Linked DNA regions of Mus musculus: region 2 is linked to region 1. A link is a contact called in ENCODE Hi-C or POLR2A ChIA-PET data. All regions are on one chromosome and are shown on one strand. Each heading gives the region's core, a stretch centred on a gene start or an enhancer-like site at or near the end of the contact. The rest is flanking DNA. Distances are from core to core; before and after follow the strand shown.

The links. Hi-C counts contacts between places; a loop is a spot of excess contacts on that map. ChIA-PET counts read pairs that join two places held with the same protein, here RNA polymerase II (POLR2A).
Region 2: a loop to region 1 is called in a map of left cerebral cortex, with 2.2 times the contacts of the local background. The contact joins the promoter of Ppp1r13l here to the promoter of Sympk in region 1. A Hi-C loop is called at or near these places in 1 of 37 maps with a recorded cell type or tissue (left cerebral cortex). POLR2A ChIA-PET finds 5 or more read pairs at or near these places in 1 of 5 experiments (embryonic stem cell).

What each region holds. Positions count from the first base shown.
Region 1 is chr7:19,022,613-19,025,764 of GRCm38, reverse strand. Sympk (symplekin) reads right to left here and starts at 1,388. Exons shown (of 27, transcript NM_026605.2): 1 at 1,259-1,388. Foxa3 (forkhead box A3) reads left to right here and starts at 2,226. Exons shown (of 2, transcript NM_008260.2): 1 at 2,226-2,416. The coding sequence starts at 2,348.
Region 2 is chr7:19,359,192-19,362,502 of GRCm38, reverse strand. It overlaps Ppp1r13l (protein phosphatase 1, regulatory subunit 13 like), which reads right to left and starts at 1,287. Exons shown (of 13, transcript NM_001010836.3): 1 at 1,187-1,287. Cd3eap (CD3E antigen, epsilon polypeptide associated protein) reads left to right here and starts at 3,020. Exons shown (of 3, transcript NM_145822.2): 1 at 3,020-3,115; 2 at 3,272-3,311. The coding sequence starts at 3,094.

The sequences.
Region 1 (3,152 bases), core at 139-2,638:
TTGTGTGCCAAGTAACTTTGTAATCCCCCTGCCCCAGTCTCTTAACTAGGTCTGTGTCATCAAGTCTGGCTTAAATCACCTCCAGATGACCTAATTCAACATACAATGTAAACAACGTTGTTACATTGTATTGTTGAGGGAGGATGTAAAATTTTAAAGTCAGTGTAAACCATTTTCCTGACTATTTCAATCTTAAGATTGGCTGAATCCACGCATGTGAACTTCCAAGACAAGCTGATGGTCAACTTTATAGAAACTATTTTCTATTTCACTTTTTTTTCTCTTAGTAAATACTGAGCTCAGTCTATTTTCCACCTTCCTTTCTTTCCACGGTTGCAAATCATTTTATTACGTAAATATAGTGATTTCTGCTAGACTTCCCACTGAAGGACAGCCGGGATGTTTGCAGTCTGGCTATCAGAAACATTAACACTGTTTTCCCCTCTCTGGTTGTGTGCTCAGCATTGAACCGCCCCTCCCACCAGGAAGTACGATGACTTTCCCGTTATCCTAAAGAGTGGATCTCCAAGTGTTTTTGTTTGTTTGTTTGTTTGTTTGTTTTTTGTATTTTCTGTATTCATTCAACGAGCATCGCCTAAGCAACACCAGTGTATGTTGGGCGCGAGCTGTGCTGGGAGGCAGGCACCAGGACACACTCTGTCCTCTCTTACACAGAGCCCAGGGTCAGGGACCTCCTCACGCAGCACACAAATAAAATCCTAATAACAAGTTCGACCACACGTGACGAGAAGGCAAGGCAAGGGGACCTAGGAGAGCCTTCAGCAGGCGGATTTGAGGAAGGAGGGAGGCAAACGGAGGTTTTGCAGGGGCAGTGACGTGGGGTGCCGAGCCCCCCAACCCCGAAGATGAAAGGGAGTTAGGCCGAAGGATAACAGCACGTTTCCAGGGCGGGGGACACTGGGGAGGAACAGCCTGTGCAAAGGCCCGGAGGTGGGAAGCTTCGCACACGGCCAGTCTGGGGAAGTGAAGGGCCCGGTGCAGCAGTGTGCGGAGCGGGGGACGAGCCAGGGCCAGGCTGGTGGCCCAGGAGGTCTGCGCGGCCACGGTGGAACTTTGGCCCCGGGGGACCGGGAAGCCAAAGAAGGCAAGGATGGGTCCCGAGCAGTGTGGGAAGAAGCGGGGGCCCGCGACCCCGCTGCTCCCGGCCCTCGCCGAGGCCCTCCCCATCGCTCGCGCCCCGGCCTTGTCAGCGCCCCCCCTCCCCCCACCCCAGGACCTCACGCCGCCACCCGCTCACCGCGACTCCGGCCTCTGTCCCCCTCGCGCCCCCTCAGCAGCGCCTCTCCGCAGACGCTGCCGCCGCCGCCATCTTCCGCCCGCCGCCGTGACACGGCGCAGGCGCTGCACTAGTAGGGCCGCCGGGAAATGGAGTCCGGCACCGCGGCCGGTCCCCGCCCCTAAGGCGTGCCGCGTCGGCAGCCGCCCGCCCTCCCCGGGCGTCCACCGGAGCGGCCGCCATTTCCGGCCTTCGAGCGCCATGCCTTCTGGGAAATGTAGTCCGCGCTGCGCAGGCGCCGGACGGAAATGGGAACGAAGGCTTCTGGGAAATGGAGTTCCCAGCGGTCCGGAGTCCCTCTCCCTAGACGGCTGGCTAACGTTGAGTGGAGAGTGCTGTGAGTGGAGTTTCTGGGTCTTAGAGGAGATCTGGTGCCTTAATGGGGTCTGAGCAGAAGCCCTGAGCCTTTCCACCGCCGACCCTGACTCTGTACGGAGCCTGCAACATTCGCAGACGTCAAAAGCCTCAGTCTTCCTGTCTGTCCAATGGGAATGTGGTTTCAGGAATCTCTGCGGGCTACTTAAACGGTGTTGTATAGGGACTTGTGGAGTCCTGAGCTCTGTCAACCTCCTTTCTTTCGTGGAAGACATGCGGGGTTCTAGAGTTTCCCTCCTTTAGCTGGAGATGATGAAACACTTAGAGGCAGAAAGATTCCCCGGCTCCCGCTCTGTTGCTCTAGGGCTTTTGGGATCAGCAGGGTGTGGCTCTCTACCCCACGCCTTGTAGTCCCCGACTCTTCATCCATCGCAAGCTTCCAGGTGCCAGGACCGAGGCTCCCAGTGCCTGAGGTCTCTCTTCTTGAGATCCCGCAGGGGGCGCCCCAATCCGAGGGCGCCGCGCTCGGGGAGGCGGGCGGGGAGCCCGGGGCGGGCCCGGGAGGGGGTGTCCCGGCTATAAAAAGTGGCTGCCTCCCAAGGCGCCTGGGCCAGCGGGACTCCCGGGCTGTGTGCCTCAGGTCGGAACTCGGGGCTAGTGCCTGTAGAGAGACCGAAGCACTCGGTTCCCCCAGGGGGGCCTCAGCCTGGGTGTGTGGGGGCGCAGGCCCCGGGGATGCTGGGCTCAGTGAAGATGGAGGCTCATGACCTGGCCGAGTGGAGCTACTACCCGGAGGCGGGCGAGGTGTGTCCTCGGGGATGGCGGAGCGGGAAATGGGGGGCAGGTGTGGGGCTTAAATGCAAGCAGGCGCTGTGGTGTGGGCCCAGGTGGGAGCAACAGACCTGAGGACACAGATTCTAGGTGTGGGAGTCGGGGGACAAGGTTTGGGAGAACGATTTAGACTGCAGATCCATGCGAAGGCTTGCTTCCAACGGAAGAAAATGTTAGCAATGAAACCTCGAAGTTATACTTGAAAGGTGTCGAGCCCCTGAGTCGAATGAACAAATTGGAGGTGGGAACCGGAGCTCTAGGGTAGAGCGATAGAGCTGGAGGACCTCGAGAAATGAGTTCTGTAGTAGAGAGGAGAAATACAGAGACTAAGAGGCATTGGTAGTCCGCAGTAAGGAAAAGTTTGTGCCGGAATTCAGGGTTGAAGACGGGGGTTGGGGGACTTCGGGCAGTCGGGGGTCAGAATTGAGGTTCCGGGATAAAGATCAGCTGAGGAGCTAAGGTAGGGGCACAAATAGGGTGGTCGGGGGTCCTTCTGAGGAATCTAATGTAACAGGTGGCTTAGGTAGACTAGTCCTCAGATGACGTCAGCCTTGGAAGATCAAAAGACAAGAGGATCCACATCTGTGTGGCAGGAGTCAGCCATCCTTACCCCGACCCTCAGCAGGGGCTCTCCAGAATGTACACCATCTAGGCATTGCTAGACTTACATTAATTCCTTCACCCCAACAAACAGAAAGTCCCTCTTCAC
Region 2 (3,311 bases), core at 38-2,537, 340 kb before region 1:
CACCCTCCCTCTTCAGACCCTTCTCCCCCACCAGCTTCGTAATCCCCCTACATAAGGGCTCAGAGGTGGAGAGACAGTGGGAGGTGCGTGCCTGCCCCTGCCCTCTCCCTGGCTCAAGGACAGACAGACACCTCCAGAATTAGCCTCCCTCCCTCCCTTATCTCCCATAATACCTCAGGTCAGACAGATGGAAGTGGAGGCAACATGCCTCACCTCTGGGTCACAAGGAGCCCCACCCCAGGAGGAAGAAGGTTAATTAGAAAAGCTGGTGGCAGTGAAGGAATTCCTTCCACACACAGACAGCTGTCACAAGAGCGAAGGAGACGTCCAATTCAACTGCCTGTATGGCCCGCCAGCCTGTTTACCACTTCCATTCTCTGTAACGCATAACGCAGCAGTACACGGCCACAGAAGCCTACCAGATCCAGCCCTGCAGTCCTGTTATTCTGCCCTGGGCTCTAGAATGACTTTACCAAACACCACCTATTTCCCATCCCGTGGGGGCAATAAGAGGTCTGACTCCCGCTTCCGCTAGGGGGCGCTCCTGGGCGAATGTGACTCCTCTGGTTAGGCAGGTCTGACGCCCCAGCTAATGACATGTTGGGGTTCGCTCAGCGGCACAGAAGAGGTTGGAGAGCTGCCCCGGCTTCTCACTCCCTGCCCCCATCCCAAAACCAGAAGGTGGGGTGTAGCGCACACAGCCTCCTGAGAAACCCACGCCCCTCGTGCTTGTCCCACTCTTTTCGAAGACCAGGATCCACTAGTCCAGTGCCACTAATTTTACTCAAACACCTAGTGGTTCGGTGCTGAAGGCAGCTGGAGGGTGACCGGGCGCCGGACCATTCTAGAACGTCCTGATCTCCCACATCTGCCCCAAATACAGAGACCCGGGACCTCAACAGCACCCTAAGACACTTCCAAGGGTCCCCAATTAAAGTATTCAAAAAATTCCAGCTCCAATAACTCCCCAGGACCAAGGGCTCCGAGCACCACTAAGAGCAGATGTCCAAACCCCCTATCCATCTGCCCAGTAAAGTCGGCACCCCAGTTCCTTCTTTCCAGGGATCCAGGCGTGAGCTCCCCACACTATTCCCCTGGACTTAAGGTCCGAGTTTCCAATAAGTCTTCCCAGGAACGCGGTATCCGGTTCTGGGGTGGCTGGACCCTGGGTGGGGGTGGAACTCACGCGTCGGGGCAGATCCTGGCACCGGGGGGCTTTTCCTCGGGCTCCGGCTCCGGCTCCAGCGGCGGGGAGCGGAGGACGGGGCGGGGCAGTCGCCTGGGAACAGGTTAGACGACGTGACTCTGACTGGAGGGAGGCGTGTCCCTCGGAGGAGGGGGAACTGCGGTTGCCTGGAGCACCTTGGGATTTGTAGTCCCGAATGGGCGAGGCGCCGCCAGGGACACTTCCATTTGGAGTCAGACGCGATCCATTTGACAGTCAGCCAGAGCTAGGTCCAGAAGATCATGGACGTCCTGGACGGCGAAATGCACAAGAATTTAGACCCTCACCTCACTATGGGTACAAGGGAAGAACCCCTGAGCCCTTTCCCACTCCTCCAGGCTCAGTGTCCCCTTGCCTGAGTGAAGATTTGGACACTTAAGGAGGAGATGGGAGGCGCGGAGAAATTCACACGACCAATACTATGGCGAGAAAAGGACCCACCTTAATCAGGACTCCAAGCCCCGGGTTATCTGTCTAAATAAAACAAAAAATAAAAATAAGGGGCCTCTAATCCTAGTACTTAAGAAGCAGAGACAGGCGCACCTCTGAAAGTTCAAGGCCATCCTGATCTACACAGCGAATTCCGAGCCAGCCTGGACTACATAAAGAGACCCTGTCTCAAAAAAACAAAACAAAACATCACAGCATTGGCGATTTACTGGCGTGCCTAGCAACAAGCTGAACTACAATCCCCAGCAGACTCCTGACCGACGTCCATCGCCAGCCACCTTCGAGTTATCTGGGAATTGGAGTTTTGAAGCCCACAAAGGGCGAGCCCCAGAGTTTCTCGCCCACGCGCGAGGGTGGACACATAGTCTGGAGATTCCTGGCGGAGGGAACACTCCTTCGTAGCCTTGGTGACCTCTGTTCTCAAAAGCCTCAGAAGAAGGGGGGAGCATCCCAATGCTGGAGGAGTCTCCAAAATCTCCGCAGAAGGGGCGGGCAGCGACGCTGACACACCGGCCAGGAATGCAGTCGAGTCTCCCTGTCTCGCCACCGTCCCGCGGCTCCACCCGCCACCCCATGCGCTGCAGTCCTGCTGGGAGGGGGCGTGGGCACGTCCCCCAAATCCCACGTGCACGCGCCGCTGTTTACTTGGGCCGCGGAGCAGACAGGGACCGACCAGCTGCACCTCTACCTGCCTCGGAACCGTGAGGAATACTTCCCATTCCGGACACTAAGTCCACGAGGACATCTACAAGTCTTCCCTGACACTAACCCTCACCCCGTTTCAAGCCAGGCTCTGGGGCTCTGGGGTCCGAGGCTCCTCCCATGACTCTGCAGACTCCTCCCCCTCAGTTTCCCGCTTCCCCTAGACTTCAGAAGCTCCGCCTCTGATTGCTATTAAAATGCTCCGTTCGTACACTTTTCTCTATTTTCCGACCTGGTTCAGTTAAATCTTCCACGTTCGCTGCACCAGGGACTTCCGAAGATACACTCTAGCTTTAAAAGTACAATCGTGACAACCAGAATTCTTACCTAGCTTTTGCAAGAATGCTGCAAATAGATCTTCTGTCTCTTTAAAAGCCGTGGCCTAGGCGAGTCACTGCCCCTTTAAGACGGTGTTGGAAGAAACCACGTGAGCAAAGTTGTCGGGGGAACAGGCACCCTAGATCCGAGCTAGCTTGCGTTTCTGACGAACAGGGAACTGATTTCCCCCTGCAGGGCATCGTCGAGAAATTATTTAATCCTATGCTGTGTGAAATTTAAGAGTGGAGGTTATCCGGGTTCTGCAAATAGTGACAGCGCCGAGCCACGGCCCAGCTCTCCTACAGGACTTGGATGCTTCCGGGTGCGGCTCCACCCCTTGGATCCACGTGGTGGGCAGCGTTCCGCGCAGGTCCTGCGTGGGCCCCTCCGGAGCTGGAATGGCGGGTACCCAGGCCTGCAGTGAGTGGAGCTTGAACTGGTGGAGACGAAGGGCATCCGGGAGGGTCTGGGTGCAGAAGGGGTTGGGGAGGGCTGCCGGGCGGGTGAGGGACCAACGGGTACTTTGAGAGGTTGGCCATGTCAAAAGGACCCCCCCCCCCGACTGTCTCCTCTCAGGTGCCACTCGGTTCTCCTGCCCTCCCCACTTCACGGAGAT